3 separate regions of the Mus musculus genome follow, and regions 1 and 2 are each linked to region 3. A link is a loop called in an ENCODE intact Hi-C map of the cell type or tissue named here. Cell type or tissue: heart. All regions are shown on one strand.

What was found. Peaks named below come from ENCODE experiments on the same cell type or tissue, not always from the same donor. Only the 100,000 strongest peaks of a DNase experiment are listed, where the experiment ranks them.
Region 1: it touches region 3 in a loop (4-fold over the local background); 38 of 42 quality-filtered maps call a loop at or near these places.
Region 2: a loop joins it to region 3, with 4 times the contacts of the local background. A loop is called at or near these places in 38 of 42 quality-filtered maps.

Annotation. Positions count from the first base shown.
Region 1 is chr15:86,121,000-86,128,999 of GRCm38, reverse strand. Gramd4 (GRAM domain containing 4) reads right to left here. Exons shown (of 19, transcript NM_001379572.1): 5 at 6,748-6,821; 6 at 3,744-3,876; 7 at 3,118-3,143; 8 at 1,920-2,011; 9 at 1,359-1,450; 10 at 287-335. Among named protein-coding and RNA genes, the nearest start is that of Gm15722, 34 kb to the right of the region's middle. In heart, CTCF peaks have their summits at 4,453 (motif pointing right) and 6,195; DNase peaks (open chromatin) are centred at 1,234, 4,403 and 6,239; H3K27ac peaks cover 349 bases.
Region 2 is chr15:86,131,656-86,139,655 of GRCm38, reverse strand. Gramd4 (GRAM domain containing 4) reads right to left here. Exons shown (of 19, transcript NM_001379572.1): 15 at 7,658-7,802; 16 at 6,748-6,841; 17 at 5,897-5,981; 18 at 4,707-4,775; 19 at 2,030-4,306. The coding sequence ends at 4,202. It overlaps Cerk (ceramide kinase), which reads left to right. Exons shown (of 13, transcript NM_145475.4): 13 at 1-555. Among named protein-coding and RNA genes, the nearest start is that of Gm15722, 44 kb to the right of the region's middle. In heart, CTCF peaks have their summits at 1,831 (motif pointing right) and 4,210; DNase peaks (open chromatin) are centred at 1,818, 2,840, 4,215, 5,071 and 2 weaker places.
Region 3 is chr15:86,050,259-86,058,258 of GRCm38, reverse strand. It overlaps Gm41375 (a long non-coding RNA gene), which reads left to right. Exons shown (of 3, transcript XR_875536.2): 2 at 1,418-1,529; 3 at 4,528-4,692. It also overlaps a transcript of Gramd4 not described here. Among named protein-coding and RNA genes, the nearest start is that of Gm41375, 4.4 kb to the left of the region's middle. In heart, a CTCF peak has its summit at 7,712 (motif pointing left); DNase peaks (open chromatin) are centred at 618, 1,838, 4,008, 7,878 and 1 weaker place; H3K4me3 peaks cover 373 bases; H3K27ac peaks cover 1,172 bases; H3K27me3 peaks cover 595 bases.

The sequences.
Region 1 (8,000 bases), 71 kb before region 3:
ATCTACTAGCTATATGGGGGCTATAATAATTCCCTTCTTGCCCCTACATCAATCCCAGGTAGAAAAGGTCAGCCAGGACAGATGGGCGGGGGCAATCTGCTTCTAGATGTCGAAGATTGATCCAGCTGAGTGTCTGAGTGGGTAGCCTCCTGGAGCTCAGGGCTGGCATGCCTGGCACCTGGCAAGGCAGGATGCTTACGTGGATTCCCCATGATGTAGCCCCAGGTTATAAGTTCTGACTGGTTAAGACAGAGGGACAGACTGCCCCCCCACCCCCAGGACTCACCACAGCTTCAGACACTTCCGGCACAATGCTCCATTGTATCCGCCAGCCCCTGAAAAGCAGGAGCCACCACAACCATGAGAACAACGTCACCTTTGGGGGAACGACACTGAGCTACCAGTGAGTTGCCAGCTAGAGTAGGGGCCATCTGCTCCTTCAGGGATGTACACATAGGAGAGACCCCAGAGGCTGGGCTGCTTGGCTCTGAGATCTCACTGGCCACCCCATGCTGGTTTCTCCTCTGCTGGTGCCTGTGCAGTGGCAGCCTTTGTGGGTACGGAGAAGCCCAACAATGCCTGTTTGATCTTACCATGCCTACTGACTGGTCTGTTAATAAAGTTTTATTGACATCAGCAATGAATGCCTCTTAGCAGATTGATGCTGATTAGGGGCTGTGGACTAATGGGGACTTAAGACCCCTTCAGAGGCATTTCAGCGTTTCCTACAAAAATCATTTTCAAGTCAATTCCCGAGACAGGCACAGAAGTGGATGGCAAAGACTGACTGGTATGTGGACTTGTCGTCTTCTCAGGGGCTGAGAGGAAATCTGGAGTCAAGGACTCTACCTCAAGCCAAGGCAAAAGGTTAATGTTCACTGCTAGGAGCAACCACAGGGAAAGCCCAACCCAGGAGACGCAGCTTCTCCAGATAGGGATGTTCAGTGGGGACACAGAGTGACAGTGGGAGCGGCCTCAGCCTTGGAATGAAGTGCCTCCATGGAGGTGTGCGTGTGCGTGCAGCTAACACTGCATTCTAACCTTGCCTGCTCAACGCTTCCTTCTTATAACCAACAACCATTGGGCATTCGTGGGGGTGCAGCACCCTGTAGTTTTGCCCACCCACCCCAGGGTTGGGGAGAACTTCCTGCCAAACATGCAACACCCCAGGGAGGCGGTTGGGGTTGTACCGAAGCTAAGCCACCCACTGCCTGTCCCCTAAGGTCTCCAGAGCCTCTCAGGGGACCACCCACAAAAATGACTGCATGGCATAGCTTGTGTCGCAACAGTATGGAGAAGCAGGCCACCCAGCAAGGCCATGTGTGTAATGCACCCATGCAAGAGCCCAGGTCACCTACCTGGCGATGAGGTAATTGAGGGACAACCTCAGAATTGCTAGGAACAGGAACATGGGGATGGCCCAGCCGTGCCACACAGCATTCATGTATACCTGAGGGTGAGATGTGAGGAGCGTGGTTAGGGATGTGTTGGAAGGTGAGGGACGTGCAAACAGAGCTCTGGTACACGCTGTGTCATGCCTGCTTCCTCCCAGCAATAAGGGAGACGAGGCCCTGCTCAACTAATGTCCAGGGAGCCAGGACATGTGGGATGGGGCGGTTGGGAAGGCTGCTTCCAGTTTAAGAGAGAGCTCCACTCAGGCAGGCAACAGACAGGGATGCTGCTCTGTGTGAGGTGGGGCCCCAGGAAGAGGTCTTGCTCGTCCCCAGCGTCACTCCCATGCCTGGGTTCTGCTAGCTGATGAGGAGGCTCGCCATTGCACACACCCATATAGCTGACAGAGGGACTGAAGTGGATCACGCCTAGAGTCCAAAGGAGGGGCTGCCCTCTAGGGGTCTCACGGAGAAGACTGGTCCAGGCGTCCCGCTGGCCTGACTCAGCCTGGGAGAACACTCACTCACCGTGAAGGCGATGGCGGAGGTGTAGATGGAGTACCAGTCAGATAAGGCAGACAGGTTCTTCACGAAGTTAGTGACAGGCTTGGCACCGCGCTCTGGGGACAGAGCAGACAGCGCACAGTCAGCACAGTGCTGGCCTGCCTTGTAGCACACAAGCAAGCAGGGTCAGGCGGGCCCCCAAGGCAGAAGCAAAGTCAGCTCACGGGTCGCATTGGGTGCGAGACCCAACCCCCTGAGGCCCCTGCTGCCAGTGTCCCTCCTGACTACTGACTGCGGTCCCCATAGGGAGATGCCACCTGCCCCCAGTGCAGCCCACAAGTAGCAGGAGATGGGGAAGGGAAGAAACAGTGAGGACAGCTGCTGTCTGCACTCTGAGGGGCTGAAGGAATATCAGAGGACAGAGCCGTATTTCATCCTGCATCAGTGGTTCTCGAACTGTGGTGGGAGCCACTTTGGGGGTGGGGTCGAAGAATGACCCTTTCATAGGGGTCACCTAAGACCATCCGAAAGCACAGATACTTATGATCCATAACAGTAGTAAAAGTTACAGTTATGAAGTAGCAACCAAAATAATCTTATGGTTGGGGGTCGCCACAACATGAGGAATTGTATTAAAGGGCTGCAGCAGCAGGAGAACCACTGAGAACCATTGCTGTAAATTCTAAGTTGATCAGAGCAGGTTCAACGCTCGGTTGGGCCTGAAGGTGGTGTGTCCCAGGCACACAACACCACAAGTTTTTGTCTCAGGGAGGATGGGGGAGGAGTTGCCCTTAAATGCTTTTCTAGAGAGTTCTATTCAGCTCACAATCATAGAGGCTACCCTCTCCCCTCTCCTCTCCCCTCTCCCCCCTCCCCTTTCCCCCTGCCTACTCCTCCTTCCCTCTCTTCTCCCCCCTCCCCTCCCTCTCTCCTTCTACCCCTCCCCCTCTCTTCTTTCCCTTTCTCTGTCTCCTTCTCCTCCCCCTCCTCTTCCCCCTCCCCTCCCCTCTTCCCTTCTCTTCTCGCCCTTTCCCTCTCTTCCTCCCCTCTCTTCTCTTCCTTCCCCTCCTCCTCCCTCTCCTCTTCCCCCTCCCTTCCTCTCCTTCTACCCCTCCCTCTCCTCCTTCCTTCTGTCCTCCCCATCTCCTCCTTCCTCTCTCCCCTCCCCCTCTCCTCCTTCTCCCCCCTCCTCCTCCCTCATGCCAAGACCCACAGTACTTACTCAGTCTTCTCATGTTTTCAGTTAACCTGAGAGAGAGAAAGAGAGAGAGAGAGAGAGAGAGAGAGAGAGAAAGAGAGAGTCAGTCTTAGTGTGAAGTCACCAACAGCTCAGCATGCCACTCTGAGAAAACACCACTACTAACTAGTATGAGGGCAGCAAGGAGGACATCCAAGTGCCTGGGACCCTCAGGAGCCTGGAGACAATGCACAGTGACCAGAGCACAGTACTGAGTGCCCTTGGGTACCCTTGCAGCTCAGGAGGCACCTTGATGGTCTGGCTCTCTAGAACCCCTGGGGCCCATGAGAACGTCTGCTTATGGGGAGCCTCTGTCTACGGACCCGGTCCATGAACCGTCAAGTGATCCAACCCCCACGATGGACACCGGGCACACACAACCCTCACGTGACTTTTGTCACAAAGCACAAGTCAGTCAACATGGATGGGACATGATTCTACTTTCCCACGAGCCCCTCCGAGGAGGTGGCCCAGAAACATAGGCACAGGGGGTCTTTAGGAGCTTGTGGCAGCCCCTTCCACAGGATATCAAGACTGACTGGCCCACTGATGCTTAGTGCGGGGCCCTGGTCCTAGCATGAAGACCCTTGGTCTCGGTGAGGCGCCCCTACCTGCGGGCGCTGAGGGGCTCCTCCGTCTCTACTGTGTTCTCCTCTGGTTGGAAGCGGAAGTCCTCGATGTATTCCCCAAACCTCTCATAGAACCACTTCTGTACACGGGAGGCCAAGCCCTGGCTGCGGCGCTCTGTGGGGAGGAGCAGACATCAGAGAGGGGTGCTGCAGGGTCTACACAGCCCCTCCTGAGGTGGGATGGAGAGGTAGGGCAGGCATGGGGCCTCACAGAAAATGTCAGTCTGGGTGGGGATAAGGGAAAGGTTTATAGGAGTGAAGGCTACACTCCGGAGCGAGGTGTGAAGGGCCCAGCCAGAGGAGCCTGTGAAGGAAGGCCTTAGCTCCCTGAAGACACTAGGTTCAAACCAAAAGATGCAGGCCATAGCCACCCAGCCACAGAGACCCTCCAAAGCATGATGTCTCCAGCCTCACACTTGACCGCAGCAATCTCCAGACCTCAAATTCCCAGCAACCTTGGGCTTATGTCCAGGCCGTGTCTGACCATGGGAAGAGGCTGAGGGAGTTCACCATGCCAGGTCCTGGGGTCCAGCCAGTGTGTGTAGGGCACAGTGGGCTACAAGGCCCAGAGACCAAGCTGCTGGCCAAGGTGAGCTCACAGAGATCGGCTGTGTCTCACAACCCAAGAGAAGGCCAGGGCTGAGGCTGCCTGGCAGTGCCCCCAGACTGCACCCTAAAGAAAACAAGATGTGGAGTTGCCTGCAGGGGGCACTGCTCCACCATAATTTAAAAGCCTGGGACTGGCAGGCAGCACTCAAACACCACCAGACACCTGGGGTGCCATAAACACAGATATCATGTATTAATTAAAACTTAAAGAAAACACACCAGGTGTGCTGTGGAGTCAGAGAGAGTGGACAATAGTCAATGTAAACAAAGTTGAGGGACATGGGTCACTAGAGTGGAGGCTACGGGGTAGGGGGAGAAGGTAGGTGGGCTGAGATATGTGTCTTCTGGGGCTACCCAGACAGCCTGCAGGCCTATCTGGCTTTATTACCATCACCAAGGTTTGCAGGTGGATCCAGGTAGGCACAGAAGCTTGTATGGGAGCCAAAGGCCGTCTAAAGGCCAGGCAAAAGACTGGCCAGCCTGTGTCTCCATTGGATTATTTATGGACACTGGACACACGGTTCAGTTACTGGAAAATCACCTTCCTTGTGTTTTTTTCCCCAAGCATTTAAATATATAAAACGCTATTTAAAAGTGTAAGTCCAGGCTGGGCATGATGCGGGACATCAGAAGTCCCAACACTGGTCAGGGAGCCTGATGCAGGAGGATCAGCCTGGGCTACACAGAGAGACCTTGCCTCATGAAATCAAAATGTAAAAAAGAAAACCTGACAGGGTCTATCTATGGGTTGTGGACCCCAGCCGGATCCAGGGAACATGGCCATCTGCCTGTAGGAAGCAGGTCTTCAGTCGGTCCTGAAGTCCTAAGGCCCCTGCTTGACTTCCAGGGTGGGGGATGTTTTCTGCCACACGTAGAGCTAGCTTCTTAGGAAGGAAAAGGCCTAAAGCAGTGCTTCATGCTCCAAGGGGTACAGCTGAGGTCCAGGGATAGACTGAGGCAGGTGTCTGCCTGATAACCAGATTCCTTCATTTATCTAGGATGTGGCAGAGCCAGGGTGTGGTCCCTCTCCTCTACCACATCCTTCCTGTCTTGGAGGGTGATCGAGGGCCACAGTGTGGAGAAGGCACACAGTCCCACACAGCCCACCACACCTGGAGACCACGCAATCAAAGTAAGGTTTGTGGGTGGAGAGATGGCTCAGTGGCTAGAAGTGCCAGCTAATCTTTCAGAGGACACTTGTTCGATTCCCAGCACCCACATGGTAGCTTACAAACATCTGTAACTCCAGTTCCGAGAGATTCTATGCCCCTTCTTCCAGCCTCCATGGGCACCAGATACTTATATGGTACAGACACACATGACGGCAAAACACTCGTACGTATAAAATAAAAATAGATCTTTTTTTAAAAGAGAAAAAAATAGGCCGGGCAGTGGTAGTGCACGCCTTTAATCCCAGCACTTGGGAGGCAGGGGCAGGCACATTTCTGAGTTCAAGGCCAGCCTGGTCTACAAAGTGAGTTTCAGGACAGCCAGGACTACACAGAGAAACCCTGTCTCGAGAAATCAAAAATAAATAAATAAATAAAATTTTTTAAAAAGGCCTGACCTTAATGAGAAGACAAAGGGTCCCCAGCCCCTGTGAAGGAGCAAGGAGCTGGGTGACCCGAGTTCTCAAGCCTCACTGCCACCAAGCACTAAGGGTCTTGGGGTCTTCTGTGCTGCTCCTGGCCTGGTAATCAAGATTCACAAGCTAAGGGCTCTCCATCTAAGCCTGGGAACTGGCCAGGGATCCTCCGGATGGCCCGAGGAGGCCACCTCCCAGGGGATGCAGCTGCCAGACCTGCACTGGGGCTGGCTGCCAGTGGGTGGAGTGAGGCTGGACCTGGGAGAACCTTAGGAATGGCCTCCTCTTCTGGGCCTCTTCCTGATGCTGGCAGCCCAGAGCCAATGACCTAAGCCATAGCTTATGCCAAGCTTCCTGGCATAGGGAGGGAGAGTCTTGTGAATGGTCAGTATGCTGGACGGACACTGTCTGTCAGGGTGCAGCCAGGACCTGCAAGAAGTACACAGAGGACAGAGCTCCCTTCTCCTCTAAAGGGCAACTCTAGAAGCTGAAGTATGTCACAAGATGGATGTGAGCGCTAAGGCAGGGAGCAAGGGGACGTGCCCACATGGGATGACTAGTCATGGGGAACAGGTCAGTGAGTGAACGTAGCAAAGCCAGTGTGTGCCTTTTGGTGCCTCTCAGGAGGCCTGGCCAAACTAGACAACACGTCATGTCTGTGCACGGAAATGAGATCACCTTCGGGGTGACTTAAGCCACAGTGAGGGCACTGACCCAGTTTTGGTGGCAGGAGAGTCCCATATGGGAGAGCCCTGGCTAGGGAGAGAACCACCCCTTCCCAGGGGGGCCTACCTGTGCCTGTGCCATTGCTGGCCTGGCTCTGTCCCTTTGGTGGCTGCTGAGGCTGTGCTGGCTGCTCCTCGGACCTTAAAGGGGACAAAGGCAAAGTTCATGAAGCAAACGCCTGCAGCCCTCGTGGAAGTGCACTTCGGGGGACAGGTGGGATCTGTCGGCTCCCGAAGCCCTGAAGGCCGGAGGGCTGTTGAGGACAGAGCCCAGCAAGCACCAAGGTGCTTTCCCCATGGGTGTATGGTCTATTTTTCAACAGGCAAGTGAAGTCACATAAGCAAGAGGCTCTCGCCATTCCTATTAATTTTAATAGAATTGTTGGTTTCATCCTTAAGCCCAGGGAAAAAAATAGCTTACTAATGAGAATATCACACACCTCTCTATCCACACTAGGCCAAAGCTGGGTGATACTCCAATATGGTTAGGCTGGGTTCACACCAGTCACCTCCCTGGCTCCCTGCCTCCAGCTCAGCTCATGGTCATCACAAGTCTTTACCTGGCCTAACAGACTCTGCCTTCAGTTGGAGTCTTGTCTCTTTGCCTGTCACACCCTGAGGGAGCTATACACCCCAGCAGCAGCCTGGATCACATCCCTTGGGTGGCGACTCCATCCTGTTTCTCTGGCCAGCCATGTATGTATGTATGCCCTCCTCTGGAGTGTTGGAATACCAGCCATCCCAGCCTGCACTGGCTTGGGCCACGGGCACACAGTAGCTGTCCCTGCAGCTTCAGGGTGCAGTGTGAACATGCGTATGAGTATCTGTGGGGTATGTGGGCTACAAACATTGTAGGTTTTGTGTGCTAACTTGACACAAGCTAGAGTCATCAGAGAGGAAAAAGCCTCAGTTGAGGAAATGGATCCATGAGATCCAGCCGAAAGGCATTTTCTCAGTTAGTGATCAGTTGGGTAGGGCCCAGCCCATTGTGGGTGGGGCCATCCCTGGGCTGGTGGTCCTGGGTTGTATAAGAAAGCAAGCTGAGCAAGCCATGGAAGCAAGCCAGTAAGAAACATCCCTCCATGGCCTGTGCATCAGCTCCTGCCTCAAGTTTCCTGCCCTGTTTGAGTTCCTGTCCTGACTTCCTTTGGTGATGAGCAGCTATGTGGAAGTGTAAGCTGAATAAACTCTTTCCTCCCCAACTTGCTTTTTAGTCATGGTGTTTTGTACCAGCACTAGAAACCCTAACTAAGACACAAGTATGTGTTGTGCAGTATATGGAAGTGTGCACTATGTATGTTTGAAGTGTGCCTACACGGC
Region 2 (8,000 bases), 81 kb before region 3:
TCTCCAACCCCGGCGCAGTCATGGAGCATCATGAGTGTCAGACACTTAGGGCCCTTGACACGGCTGCGCAGGATTGGGGGGGGGGGCGTGCTGACATTCACAAGCAGTAGACAGTCTTCATGATGCTTTTTAGATGCAATACCCCAAACTTCCCGGGTCTTAGGTATTTTAGGAGGAAAAAACAGGGGTAAAGGTTAGACAGTGGCAACTTAGGATCCTGTTAGGGTCTGGCCCATGTTTTAACTCCCACTGGTGCATACCAATTAGGCAACAGTCATAAGCTGTAACTTATTTTTGTTTATGGAAACTAAGTAGTGGGAACGGGGACCGGGGAGCGGCTGGTTTCCCAGAGGATGCTTCAGCCAATGCAATCTCCTGGAGCTGGGAGCACTGACTGGGAGCACTGACACAAGAATGGCCCAATTATGCCTCCTGGTCTTGCTGGCTTCAAGATTAGAAAGTGGCATATTTGATCTGGTATATTTGAGAAGACAAAAAAAATAATAATAAAGTTACTTTGGGCAGACTATGGCCTCCCCTCATCCTCATTTACAAGTTCTTTTCAATGCAGATTTTTTTTTAAAAAAAGAGAAATGAAAACACAGTTTAATGAATTTTTGCTAAGAAACTGAATGCCACCCTAAATACTCATGGTGTTCTTCCTGACTTATCTGCTCCCCCCACCCCACCCCCACCCTCCTGGGTCACTCTGCTGACATTTTAACATTTGAGCAGACCCTCCTTGTGTCACCTGGTGTGTGTCTCCCATTGCATTGTTATTTAGCTAGTAGGCTCTGCCATTAGCCTGAAGGAACCGCACGGATACAGCTGTGCTCATATGGTACAGCTATGCTGAGTAGAGCATGAATGCTGTCTCTGTAGAGCCAGCCACAGCAGCATGTATTGGGGTCTGCATGCACTGCGCCTTCAGACACTCTGCCTGGCCTAAGGGAACCAGATGAGCACCTCAAACAGGACTAGGCATGGTGGCGTTATACAGCTGAGAGGTCGTGCCACAGGCTCAGGAAGGACAACTGCAGAGGCACAGAGAGGGTGAAAGAGGAGTGATTAGGATCAAATGGTGGGATGAGCTCTCGGGAGAGCTGAGAGTATTCTATTTGCCAAGTTCCAAGGGAACTCTGACTATGCTATGGCACAGCACCAAAGCCAGTGTGTGCTATGAATGGATGGTTGGATGGATAGGACGGTAGGTGGATGGATGGATGGATGGATGGATGGATGGATGGATGGATGGATGGATGGGTGGGTGGATGGATGGATGGGTGGATGGGTGGGTGGGTGGGTGGATGGATGGATGGATGGATGGGTGGATGGGTGGATGGTATATGTTATGGATAGAGAGAAGATGGATGGATGAAGTACATGTGTATGAAGTGTGGATAGATGTCAGGATGGGCCAGTAGCGGGATGATGTGTGGGTGAATGCACAGAACGTGCAGTGCCCGTCCTATGGCCCTGTAGCCCCTTTCCAAAGATGTTTGGGCAGCTTACTGGCCGCTCATTTGGGGCAGAGGTGGGGCCAGGCACCAACCGTGTGCCCATCTGGGTTTTGACTCCCAGGTTTTCTCGTATCTCCCCTGTGCCCAATGTCAGTATCTGAATCAATAAAGTCACAGCTTTGCCAGAGACCCTTCTGTTCAGAATCCCAGGGTGGCAGAGACCACAGCTCAATGGAGCCAAGGCCAACACTGCAACCCCAAGGCACTGCCTGGTCCAGACTCCCCCTCACACACCCAGGGCCAGCTACTTTTCCGGTCTGTCTTCTGGGATCCCCAGGACTACCTCCTGCTCCTAGCTTCCCTCACACCAGGGGGCGCAGTAGAGCAATCAGCACCCACTCCCCATCCCATTTCATACCCAAGCCTTCAGTCTCATAGACAGTTTTGTGCTCGACCCAAATGGCACTAGTGGCCACGAAGACTCTGGTATGGTATAGACCTGAGAGTTACCCAGCTGATCTACCAACCAACATCTACACACTCAGCTAAGAACAAAGGATTCCTCAGACTCAGCACAGAGCATTTTAGGTTTATTAAATAAAAATTATAATTTATACAAGACTTTGTATCTAAACAAGGTTTTCTTTTTTTAAAAAAAAAAGTGACAGAGGATTTTTTTTCCTATCAGTTCTTTATAGAATATGATCCTTTTGTAGAACAAAAGTTACACCAGCAACAATTATGTACAGATCCAAAACAGACTCAAGCTTCACACATACAAAATTGAACATTCTAGGTCAGTGATTAGTGAGCAATTAAACACCTGCCCAGATCACACAATCCAGTACAAACCCCAGTGTCTCTGTAAGGATGCCTAGAAGCTACATAGGCCCCTGGCCCAGCCCTGACCCCCTAAGCTCTACTCAAAGATCTGCCGGTGGCTAATGGTAGAACTTGGGGCCACCTCCCTGACCTACTGCCCTGACCCATGGTCAGTCTTCATCTCTCTTTCCCAAAGAAAGAGACTCAAACTAAACCACGTATTCCACCCTGAAAGCCTTCCCTGCTTAAGGCCTCTCTGTAGCACACCGGGGTGGCAACACTCACAACCCAGGCACCGCCAGGGTCCATGAAGTGTTAGCCACCATGTGTGGCTATCACCCATGAAGCCATCCTCACGGACAGGTCAGAGGCCATGTTGCCTTCCCTCTGGCACGTTGGGGTGCTCCTTCTCTGATTCCGTGCTCTTCATAGCACAAGCATATTCCAGGGGCCCAAGCCACGGCCCTGGGTCGAGGGTCCCGCCTCCCCATCCAGACTCCTCCGTCTATGTACCTGGAGCTGTGTGGCCTCTGCTACGCATCTGGAGTGGTATGTGTGCTTGATCTGGTTGCCTGGCAAGCCCTTCCCACCCCCAGTGTGTGGCCTGAAGTCCCCTGGGAATGAGGTGTCATGAGCCCAAGCCACCGGGCCTCACACCTACGCCGGCAAACGAGCGTTGGAGCAAAGGTAAAAATTACATTTGAAAAATGGTACAAAAATAAGAAAGACAGCTTGCTCTCTGTAAAAAATATAATCTTCTGTTTCTTCAAAAAAGCAATCTCAGTGACATCTGAAGGACTCGGGACAAGCTGAAGGAGACAAGAGTGGTCCACCTGGGAGATTCACAGGTGGCGTCGTGGTTGCCCCCCCCAGAGGCCCAGGCCTGCAAGATCGCCCACCTGTGAAGTCTCCACCTTTGTCGGGGCAGGGAGCATGGGTGGGATGGGATGTGCCTTACCCCTGCAGAGCGTGCAGTAAGAGACAATAAATACTGTTAGATGTTAGAGGACAAGGCAACTCTGGCCCCTAACCTCTAGGCTCTGCCCACAGCTGTCTGCTGTGGCACAGGGTCCTCCCATAACTCCAGAGTGACTGCAGCCTGGAGGCCAAACGCCAGCCAGATGACCATGGAGTCTCTCACTTAACAGCAGGGTGGAGAATGCTCGCCCCGAAACCTTCCAAAGAGCCAAGTGTTAAAAAGGTGTGCTTTTGCCGACACTACGCCAGTCTGGGCCCTCACAGGACACCAACCACTGGCCTGACCTCTTAGCTGGAGTGTCAGGCCAAGACGAGCCAGATGAGTGATAACTCATGCCCAGACACTGATGGAGGGGCAGGTACCCCCAAAACACCAAGCCCTAAGAGGCCCTACCCACAGCCTCGGAGTGCCCACAGCAGGTCCAACGTGGAAGGAGGGTCTGAGGGCTGGGTGAGATGACTGGCCATTTCTTCACTGGAGAGGGGCCTCCCCACCATTCTCTCCATCTTACCACCCCTGCAGGAAGGGGCCACAACCATTCCCAGCTATGGCTTTGGTGGAAAAAGCCTCTGAAGAACAGGGGTCATAAGACCAAGGAGCCTCTCAGGATGGCAGGGGCTGGGTCTGCACCCAGGCCGGGAAGGAGAGTGAGGGGCTGTGCTTAGCAGGGCCTGAGGACCAGTGTCTTGTGTGCCATCCTTCAGACTGGTTAAGAGGATCCTCTGCCCACCTGTGTCCACAGGTGGTCATGAAGGTGCTTCATGCGCTTGGCACGGGCCAGCCCGGCACCGTTCCATGTGAGTTCCAGCCCTTCTGGTCTGCAGAGCCTAGGCCAATATAACCAGCCACAGTCCAGGAGAATTATTGCCGAAGACTGCGAGGATGTCCGCTCCTCCAGCCAGCGGTTGGAAAGGATTCCAGCAACACCCCAGAGTCAATACTAGCTGTCACCGCCAGAGGCCGCTGCAGACGTGATTTTCACATACTGGCTGAAAATGGTCTCAAAGGCTTCATCTCTGTGCACCATGGCACCGAACACCAGGGGCTGGTGGAGAAGAAATGGATTGTGGGGGGGATGTGCGCTTCATAGCCAGGCTGGGGGGGCTACTATGGCCCCTATCAGACAAGGGCAGCAGCTTGGCAGGGTGTAGACAGCCTGGCAGATGGCCAGATACTCTTTTCACCCAGAGGACTCTAGCCCGAGGACCCAGCCTTTTCTTCTTGAATGGCTGCAGGATCCGTTCCCTCTGGGCCTCCTGTAACTGTATGGCGCCCACCCAAGCTAAGCTTTCTGGACCTTGTGTCCATGGAGTAGGGTCCTGTGTTGAGGGGGAAGAGAGCTTCCCCTCAAGCTGAAACCACATCCCAGGGAGGCTCACTCCGGTCCCCTGGCCAGGGGCAGGGATAGGGGTGGGGGTGGGGGCTGTCACCTGCTGGGTACTTACTTTCTGGGTTGATGGTGTAGAAACAGCAATTCCCATGCCTGAGCCAGGGAGGACAGACAAGACTTTATACTGAAATGAAAGAGTACAACCATTGCCACCGGGCCACCAGCTTCTCCTAAGGACAGGGGTGATGCTAGTCCCCACTCGTCCAGGACGCTCTCCTCCTACAGGATACACTCCTACAGGTCAGGTACAAGGACACCAAACCTGCAGAGGCAGGCCTAGGACATCCTAGCAACAGGAGGTAAAAGGCTGTGTCTTTTGATTTTTGTGGTGCCCTCCCCGCAATTCCCGGTGTGACTGATAGTCTGTGTAAGGCATGTGTCAGCATGGCTGGTCCCTAAGGATAGGCTAGGACGATCTTGGCCCTGGCCTGACTGTGTGCTTTCTGGTTACCTGACTGTTACCTCGGGGAGTAAGTAGATAGCCATGGCCTGAGCCAAGGCAAGAGAGGGACCCTGTCTTGTACTAGGACCATTCTTGACTACTGCCAGCTTGGACCCAGGCTACTTCGTTGGGGAAGCATTCCTCTGAACCTTCAGTTTTCCTCTGCTCCACTCCCCAACCCCTCCAGACATTGTGTACTCTACAAACCAACCCGTGGGGAAACCGCTAAGCCTCACTCCACGTGTACAAGTGCCTGTGGCAGAACCCTAACGTTTCTTGGGGCGGGGGCGGGGGAGGAGGGGGAGATCGTCTCGGACCCAGGTGGAAGGTCTGAGTCTCTTTTCACAGCAAGGGCTGGGATGTAGCTCAGCTGATAGCTTGCTTGATTAACACGTACGAAGCCCTGGGTTTGATTCCCGGCAGTGTACACAAAAACAAACGAACAACAACAATAACAACAACAGCAACAAAAAATCCAAGACAAGCAAACAAACAAAAAACTGACTTCAGGGTTAGCCTGGACTACATGAGATCCGAGAAGCAGGGTGGGGGTGGTGGGGGTGTGAGTCCAACATGTCAGGCAGACGTCGCTCTTGCTCCTTTCTGCATGTATCATACTGACTGGGCCAGATGGTGACTCCCAGGGACATGGGAGAAGGGAGACTGCACTGTGGCCCAAGGTACTTAACTATCTCAGAAGATCACACCTCCCCCAGCCCTGGGCTCATCCCCGCAAACCTCCCCATCTCTGTGATCTACTGACTCCCCAGGCTGTGAGCGAGGCGGGTCGGGCAGGCACACACCTTCTGGATGTCTGTGATGTCCATCAGTTTGATCACCTTGTTCCTCTTTGATGACCCAGACTTGGAGCTCTCGAAGCACAGGTAACTAGAGGGGGAGGAAATGCAGAGGTGTGGGGTGGCCGCTGGGCCAGAGGGGCTCCTGCTAAGTAGGGTCCTCCCCGACAGCCTCCACAGCCCCCGTGGATGGTCGGTGACCCACCACACTCAGCATCTGGAAGAAACTGAACTTCTCTGTGCTACAGCTAGGCCTTTCTGCTAACAGGAGTGGCAGGGAGGTGTCCTGAGGCCCCACCAGGCTTTCCTGGGCAGACTCCTTTGACAGGGTGAACAGGTAGGGACCTGGGGCTATGACTATTGCTGCAGGTGTGGGGGACAGGATGGTAAAGGGTCCCATGAGGATGGCCATTTATGTACCCTACCCCTGTTGTAGCCCTCCCTCAGATCTCACAAGGTGCTGAGGCATAGCATGGACAAAGTGCTTTATAGTCCCATGGAGTGGAGAAAGGCCAAAGCTACCGTTAGCCTAGCCTCAGACAGCAAGCCACATGGACTGGACCCTCAAAGGTCACTATAAAGCCCACTTTCTGAGAGATTCTACCCCTTGTCCATCTGAATAGCCACGAACCCCACACGAGCATCCCAAATGAGAGAATTCATGAGCCCAAGGGAGGGCAGGGCTGGCCAGGGAATGGAGTTAGGAAGTCCAGAGAGCTAGGCAGAGTGTGGAACAGAGGTTGGGCCAGAGCACTGCGGAACCTGCTTGCTGGACCTGGGCGTGTGTCTGGGACCCGGGGAAGACCCTCTCCCACTTCCTCCCCGACAGTCGTGCTTGGGCCTGTGGCATCACTCACTTCTCTGTCACATACAGAACCCCGTTCCTGATGTAGTCCGTGGGCATCTTCCGGTCTCGGTTAATGAGGCAGCAGCGCCAGCCATTCTCGCACACTGATAGAGGAAACAGACCTGGGATTTCCTTCCTCTGGGAATACCTGGGCCTTGACCTAGGCTGGTGCCTGGCAGCACCAACTTGTTAAAGATGTAACCACATCCACGAGGGACCAGCAGAGCAGGTCCAAGTGTGGGCTGATGGTGACATAGTGTTCACCCGGCACAGGCCAGCCCTGGTTCCATCCCAGCACCGGGAATACACACAGAGTCCACGGAAGGGGTGGGGAAGGAGGCCTGTTAGGAGTGAGGTCGCCTAGTGTCAGGGCGACGGGGGCTTTCCTCTGACGGTAACCAAACCAAACTGCAGTCCTTACTGACTTATGGCAGCTTTCCCTACACCAAGCCTGCAGCAGAGGAGGAGACTCCGCATCTCAGGCATTTACTGGACACCTTTCCAGAAGGCTGACTGGACAACCCAGTCTTGAGGTATCTGTGACAGGTTGTACCCTCAAGCCAAAGTGTCAGGGCACGCTTGGGCTGGCATCAGGTTGGTACCTTGATGCTAATGATATGAGAATTCCCAGCAAGTGGGCAGGCAGGGCTGAGCCCCACTCTTTGGGGATTCTTGCTTCGAGGAGGCTCGCCTGAATCTACACTGAAAACACAGTTCAGGGACTATGATGTCACGCCTCCTCCTGATCCCTGGAACAATCCACGACCCCACACTCTTATGTCACCTCTCCTGTGAAGTAAGTTTGGGCCTTTTCTTCAGTCTGTCCTGGAGGCGGGGTCTCCTGTGTGGGCTGAGACCCCCTGCCCTAGTCTTCCCTCTACTCCATGACGGGCTGGGTCAAGGGCTCATCGCGTGCTTACCTGCTAGCGGGCGCTCGTTTTCAGTCAAGTTGAAGATTTCGTGGAAGTTCCCCTTCTTGGTGCTGTGAAAGCGTCCAGCATCTTCGTCCTTACTCAGACCAGCTGGAGCACTGGAGACGTAGCTCCGTGATGAGGCTGTCTGCAGCTGCCAACAGCACACAGTCCTGGTCAGGCTCTAGCAAGAGGCAGCTGGACCCGCTGCTGGTATGGGACACACTGGCCTGCCTGCCTGCCTATACCAGCTGCAAACTGACAGATAGGCTCTACCCACTCTGAAAAAAGTAGGGTGTAGCTCCCACAGGCCCCTTTCAGTGCAGTGCTGCATTGGATAGATTCTGCTTGC
Region 3 (8,000 bases):
CACTTCCCCCGTTTTGACTCGCCTTTCAAAAACCAGGGTTGACAAGGACCCAGAAAGATAACTAATGAACCTGGTAAAAGACCACACCCTCCAGAACCCCAGGCCCTAGCCTGGTTGGAGGACTGACCTGCAGCACCGTATGGGGTCTGACCTAGGAGGTCCACTGTAGGGTACGAGGGTGACTGTAGCAAACTCAGCATCAGCAAGTGGAGACAGCACATTAGACCTGTGACCACATGACCCGCTTGCACTGCGGGGCTTTGACGACCTCACCTCCAACCCTCTCAATCCAGAACTGTCCCCCACCTTATTATGTCTCAAGCACCCCAGGAGATTTGAGGAATGCTGAAGGACTCTGAAGCTTTCTGGGGGGTGGGGTGGGTGGGGGCAGGATTCAGGCCCCCTTTTGTCCTCCAGCATTGCCTACCTTCCAGACAGGCCTTTGTCCCAGGGTCTGGGGCTGGCATCCAGAGAGGCTCCTGTAGGTGAGCTCTCTCTCTCTCTGAATGCAGAGTGAGAAGCAATGCCCATGTGTAGCACAACATGAGGTCTGTCCAATGGCTCTTGGCTGGCAGTGTGAGATGCCAGGCTAAGCTGCCTGCAGGGCTTGGTCTTGGCAAGATGAGAGCTACTTTGGGCAGGAACCTCCTCTGAGTCACCTTTGTGCGGCATCCCAGCCCAATGCCACACCAATCTCGCTGGTTCCTCCTACCCCTGGCTTTCCCTGCTTCCTCTCTGTCCTACAGCAAAACCGGACTCTGGTCGTCGCCCCACCCCCACCGCCCCCTGCAAGCACAAGTGCTACTTTCCTGCCTCCAGGATTGCCTAGACCATATCCTCCCTGGGGCGCGGAGGAGGGGGGAGCCTCTCCACTCTGGCCCTACCCAACCTTCCAAGCTAACTCCAAAGTTTCAGCTCCACAAAGCCTCCCTTGACCAGTCGCCCAGTTAGAAAATGTTTCTAGCTTCCCAGGAAGCCAGAGTTCTCGGGAGTCATTCCCCACCCTTCTCCTGTGAACTCAGCTGGGCAGCTTCTACCAGGAGAGGTTCGATGCATTCATGTAGGGATCCCTCCCTGCTGAAGTTAAAGTGTGTCTCCAGAGTCCCTGCATTGCAAGCTTAATCCCCAGTACACCCATGTGGCACGTGATTACTTTGAAGGGCTCTGCCCTCAGAAAGGCTTTATGATCTGAGCTGGCTTTATAGAGTAGGCTCTCGATGGAAGGTGGGTTGGTTTGAATGAGAAATGGCCCCCATAGGCTCATATTTTGAATGCTTGGTTCCCCAGATGGTGACATTGTTTGGGAAGGATTAGAAGGTGTGGCCTTGCTAGAGGAGGTGTGTTTCTGGTGTGCTTGAGGTTCCACAAACCCATATTCCTGGTTAACTTTCTCCCTGCCTCATGTCTGTGTCTCAAGGTATAAGCTCCCAGCGACCGCTCCAGCACCATGCCTGCCTGTCTGCTACCATGTTGCCTGCCGTGATAGTTAACGGACTAACCCATGGGAGTCCCAGATTAGACACTTGTCTGTAAGTCACCTTGGTCATAATGTCTCATCAAAGCAATAGAAAAGTAAGTCCCTGACATGCACTCATGAGGATGGCATGACAGGCAGGTCCTCACTATCACACAGGACATCCTGAAGCCAGCCAGCACAGCTGCAGAAGGGCTCTATGCGAGGTGTTACAGGAAGCCCTGCCCCTCACGTCCAGTCACTCTCTCTGGCTTCCTGTTCCTCTGTAGACAGGCCCTGCCCTCAGCTCCTGACCCCAGGGGAGAATCCTCTCTGGCCTTATTCCTGTAGCATATCTCCATCTCTGCTGTTTCCGGTTCAGCCTGCATGTGTTAATGGTGATGGGAAGGGAGCCTGGGAGATGCTGGGGCTTCTGGTCAAGCTGAGCCACCAGAGGCCATAGCATCACCGCATCAGGAAGACAACCAGCAGATACACGCAACAGCCAGAGCCTGGCATAACCCAGAGGGTGCCCAGGAATGTTCTTTGCATGAGTATCCAGGATGAGCCCCACAATGGAGCCAGACTTCTCTAATCCCTCCCCTCCTGCTCACAAGCATTCACTGGGTACCCATTCCCAGGCACTGCCTGGTGGAGAATGAAACTGGTCAATAAGTACATTCTAGAAGACAGACTTGGACAGACACTACCCCTAGGAGAACTTGGGGTTACCATGACCACCACCTACTCAGAGGCTCCTCACAACCATGGCCCCTCATTAACTGATAAAGGCTATTGTGGTCCCGACTGTGTCTCACAAATCTGAATATTTGAAGTCCTAATATACCAGACCTCGGAACAGGACTGCATTTGAAGACAGGGTCTTTACAGAGGCCAGAAAAGCCAATGGGGCCACATGAGCTACCTCCAGTCTAGTTTGTGTGGTTCTTGCGTGGGGAGGAAGTATTTGAGACAGGGTTCCTCTGTGTAGCCCTGTCTGTCCTGGAACTCAATCTGTAGACCAGACTGACCTCGAACTAGGAGATCCACCTGCCTCTGCCTCCCAAGTGTTGGGATCAAAGGCGTGTGTCAGTCACCGTTGCCCAGCTATCTGGCTGGTTCTTACCAAAAGACAATCAGGACACAGACTGAAAGGGATGACCATGTGGAGACAGAGAAGGCAGAGACTCACTCCACACCCTGGTGAAAAGGAACTGACCTTGTACAGTAAGGAAATCTCTCTTCCACCCGCTGTCCTAAAAGCCACCTGATATGAAAGGCCACGCACACACTGCGATCCACTGACCCCACCTTCTCTGCTCAAAGTGAGCTAGATACAGAGGGATATCTATCAAAGGCCAGAGCCAGACCAGTAGGTGCTTCTGAGCCCCTGGGCCTCACTGGAATCTATAGGAAGGTAGCTAGAACCTGTTAACACTCTGAGGCCAGCTGGACCCTCTTGGTCCCCAAAGCCTCATGTCAGAGACCTGAGGAACATTGGGTGTCCACTGTCTTCTGATTTCCACAGCAGAAGAGAAGAGTGTCAGAGGAGAGGGGAGGGGAGGGGAGGGGAGGGGAGGGGAAAGGAGAGGAGAGGAGAGGAGAGGAGAGGAGAGGAGAGGAGAGGAGAGGAGAGGAGAGGAGAGGAGAGGAGAGGAGAGGAGAGGGACTCACTATTACGGGACTCCCCTGGGACAGGCAGGACCTCCCTGGGACAGGAAGTTAATCAGACAAGCCTGGCTTATTCCACTGATCTTGATGTGACATGGCTCACACAAACTTTGGACGCCCGAGAACAGTGGTTCTCAACCTTCCTAATGCTGCAACCCTCATGTTGTGGTGACCTCCCCTCCCCAAACCATAAGCTTATTCTGTTGCTATGTCATAACTATAATTTTGCTAGTGTTATGAATCATAATGCAAATATCTGATAGGCAGGATATCTGATATGTGACACCCCCTCCCCAAAGGGGTTGTGACCCACAGGTTGAGAAATCTTGTCCTGGAGCCTTAATTTCCATGACTGTAAGGTGCAGGAACGAGCTGCTCTCTGTAACCAGACAGCAGCTGGGACTGGGTCTCAGCCCCTAGTCTCTTCCCACTGAAGAGGCAAGCAGCAGCAGCGGCCTGTGGGAGATCAGGACTCAGAGTCTGCAAGGTGGAGTTGAGAAGGCTGAGCAGCGAGGGCTGTATAGTCTGATGGCGGCAGGCAGATAAATGTGTGTCTGCGCACAATGCCTGTTCCTCTCCCCATTCTAGGCACTCCCTGAGTGGGGGCCCAGTAAATGGTCAGATGTCATCTAGAAACCCAATTCACATATTTTCTTGCCCTGAAGTAATGTACTCTGAAGTCAGAGGCCCCACCAGTGTAACAGCTGTTTTTCAGGGGAAACCCCAACCCTGATGTGTTAGGTACACTCTGTTCTAGGTTGTTCCCATGACAGCATCACAAGGCATCTTGGAAGGAACATGGGTGTGATAGGACCTGACACGTGGAAGGCTCTACTCCAGCATCTCCAACTCTGGCTGTGACCCTTGGAGGGTCTACTCCTGCAATAGAGGGTCTTCTGTACAGCTTTGTCAGGTCTTGTGGGGTGGCAGAAAGCAGGCTCTGAGCTGCCTGCCTGGCATGGGAGCTGTGGGTAGTGAGCCAGTGCTCAGGAGGGAGATGAGGGAGCTAGGGATGGTAAACTGCAAATCCCTCTTAACAAGTTAGGGCTTTAGAGCTGGCAGGTGCTCCACCTTGTGGCTGCAGGTGGTATCACATCACAGAAGACAGAAGTCGCACTCATGGATGGATGGCCTATTGGGGTCCACCCCTTACCCCTCTCCCTACCCAGCAGCCTGCCAAACACAGGCACAACTTGGGACCACATAGCAGAGTCTTTCTTTTTTGTACCTCTGACTGTGTCCACTTTGGGACAGATTGCTGGCCCTGATCTAGTTTGGGCTCTGAGTTTCACCTGCTTGGTGACCTTGGCCAGTCCCTGAAAGGTCTCAAAGCCTTTGTTTCTTTACTTTGAAGGATGATGGCTGCCTCCTTACTTTTTCCCTACCCCTTGCTCCCTCTACAGCTGTTCACAGAGGTCCATGGCCAGCAGATCTGACCCATGAAGACCTTCTGGGGATGAAAGACCCACATGTGAACCATTTATGACATGCTCACTAGGGCCAGAGGACTGGAGGGGAGGCCTGTCCTGGTGTGAGCCTTTGATTTTAAAACCTAAGAAGGCATCTGAGGAGGTTAGACCATGGAGGGGGTGACAATCTTCAGGATCTTTAGGTTCTGGGACAGGTGCAAGTCAACACTGGACTTAGAAAGCTGAGGGCATATGTAGGCCAGTGTATGAGCAGGTGGGGAGATGAGGACACCAGGACAGTACAGGGGAGGTGAGGGGCTGGAGCAATGAGTAAATGCAGGGGGTGAGGGGCTGGGGCAATGAGTAAATGCAGGCGTGAGGGAATGGGGCAATGAGTAAATGCAGGGGTGAGGGAATGGGGCAATGAGTAAATGCAGGGGTGAGGGGATAGAGCAATGAGTAAATGCAGGGGTGAGGGGCTGGGGCAATGAGTAAATGCAGAGGTGAGGGAATGGGGCAATGAGTAAATGCAGGGGTGAGAGGATGGGGCAATGATTAAATTCAGGGGTGAGGGGATGGGGCAATGAGTAAATTCAGGGGTGAGGGGATGGGGCAATGAGTAAATTCAGGGGTGAGGGAATGGGGCAATGAGTAAATGCAGGGGTGAGAGGATGGGGCAATGATTAAATTCAGGGGTGAGGGGATGGGGCAATGAGTAAATTCAGGGGTGAGGGGATGGGGCAATAAGTAAATGCAGGGGTGTGGGGCTGGGGGCAATGAGTAAATGCAGGGGTGAGAGGATGGGGCAATGATTAAGTTCAGGGGTGAGGGGATGGGGCAATGAGTAAATGCAGGGGTGAGGGGCTAGGGGGCAATGAGTAAATGCAGGGGTGAGGGGATGGGGCAATGGGTAAGTGCAGGGGTGAGGGGCTGAAGACAGTGAGCCCGTGAGGTGGTAGAGTGAGAATTTTGGTTTCTTAAAAAACCCAGTTATGTTATGTGAATATGTTTTTGTTTTAATCCCAGGTGTTGGGATGTGGCTGCTTCAGATTGTCCACAGCCGCTAATGATTCTCTCATGCTCTATCGAGGGGTGTGATTTTTGGCACATGCAGATAGCCTATGTTTGGAATTCTGGGGACTCTTGAGAAAGCCGGTGGCTGCTGTTGGTTCCTGCTGCTGCATTTGCTGTGCTGGATTGCTGGATTGTTCTGCTGGTGTGCTGATTGGAGATATTCTGACAGTGCAGGTTGGACTTGCCCCATGAAACTCAATACCCCTAGTCAGCAAGCAGTAGTCTAAAGTGGTCTATACCCCCTTTCTCCTCTAACCTTCTTTCTCTCTTACCTAGTGTTAGGGTGAAATGAGGGCTGGAAGGGTGGTAGACATAAGAACTCAATAAAGTAGCTCAAAAATATGCCAACAGGGTAGTGAGGAGCTGGTGGAGGAAATGAAGGGTCGTGGGCAGTGAGCCAGTGCAGGGAACTGGGGGGCTGGGTTAGTGAGCTAGTTAGTGCAGGGGGGTGAGGGGCTGGGATCAGTGAGATAGTGGGGGTGGTGAGCTGGCAGAGGAAATGAAGGGTCATGGGCAGTGAACCAGAACAGGGACTAGGGTGGCTGGGGCAGTGAACTGTGGGCGAAGGGAGAGCTTGCACAGAGGCTGTTAGAGAATGTGTGCAGGGAGAGGATGGGACAGTGGACAGCAGGGACCTCTGGAAAGCCAGCTGTTAGGAGCAGCTTTCACGGGGCTGGACACGGATGAGGAGGGGCCTTCTTGGCCTGTGGTTCTTGGTGGTTTGGGGAGCAGGGTGCAAGAAGATCCGACCATGTGGACAGTCAAGGCACGGAGGAGCCCAGACATGGCGTCTTTCCTGAGGATCCGTCCTTTCCCAGTCCTCTAGGACAGTCTACTTGAAGAAGGACAGGGACCACAGAAGCAAAGGAATGGAGTCTCCAGAAGCAGGAGGTGGAGGTCGGCAGACAGGACAAATCTCCAGGATCTGTGGAAGAACTATAAAGGAAAGGATGAAGAACAGCTTCGGGGGAGGGGACAGGGCGGGGTGGGGGTGGGGGCGGCACAAGACGACAATATCCATGACAGGTAGCCATGGCCAGCACAGCCTTCATGGTCCCTGTGATCCTTGAGAGCAGAGGAAACTTCCCATGTAAAAAGGAACTGTAGACAGAATGTGATAGCCAGGCCCCATCTAAAGTCCTCGTAAGGCAACCTTTAGGACTCTATAGACCAACGCTATACACTACAGAGCTTTCTAGAATTACAGACATGTTCTACAGCTAGTCTGTTCTATAAGGGTGTGCCCATTAACCACAGGTGGCTACTGAGAACTGAAATGTAGCTAGTTCCAGGAAAGGGAAGTTACAGTTGCATCTTGGGAGATAACAGATTGCCATGCAAACAGCCTGTGTGGATAGTGAGGCAGCAGGCTGACTGAAGTCTAGCACGGAAAACGTAGGCCATCCCGCAGTGGGAACTGGAGCCAGGGGAAGCCCGAAAATGACGGGACTATGAGAGGATAGCATGATTCACCAGTGCGAGAACACAGACGGACCGATTAGACAAAGACCGTACATCGGAAGAGCAGGGAGGTAATTGGAGAGAAAAAAGGGAAGTAATTTTAGAGTGAATGAAATTAAAACAGTCCTAATGAATAAACACATTGCATCACGTTTTGAGATGGACAGAACCAAAGGGGGGAACGTTTAGTAAAACAGAGATTTATTTTATTTTTTAAATTATGTGTATGTCTGTGTGGGGGTATGAGCACATAACATAAGTGCAGAACCTGAGAAAGCTAGAAGACACCAGATTCCCCGCAGCTAGAGCCCCAAGTAACTGTGATTTAGGTGCTAGGAGCTGGGCTTGAGTCCTCTGCAAGAGCAGCAAACACTCTTAACCGCTGTGCTATTTTTCCAGGCCCAGGGTGCGTAGGCTTTTGTAAGTGTGTGTGTGTGTGTTGATGTATTTATTTTTATCTTATGTGTATGAGTGTTTTGCTTGCTTGCATGTATGTGCACCATGGGTGTGCATTGCACACACAGGTCAGAAGAGGGCATCTGACCTCTTGAAACTGGAGATATGCATGGCTGTGAGCCACCATGTGGGCATTGGGAACTGAACCCAGGTCCTCTGCAAGAGCAACGAGTGCTCTTAGTGAGAGTGCTAGCCTGCCTTCTACTGGCTATAGCACTTGGGAGACTGGGCCCCGTGTCCTGATTGGATAGCACAGTGGAGTTGGCTCTGGAGGTGTGGGTGTGAGTGGGGGGGGGGGGTGCACGGGCAGGAGAGCTGACCCTGCCTCCTCCTGATGGCAGCATTGGCTGGCCTAGCTGGCATAGTGCTGAAGAACTCAACATGGTGGGGTAGATAAGGAAGTGCCAGCATACTGGTCAGCTCAGCTGCCATCCAGGCCCAGATCCAGGGCATCTAGTTGGCCCACCCCAAAATCT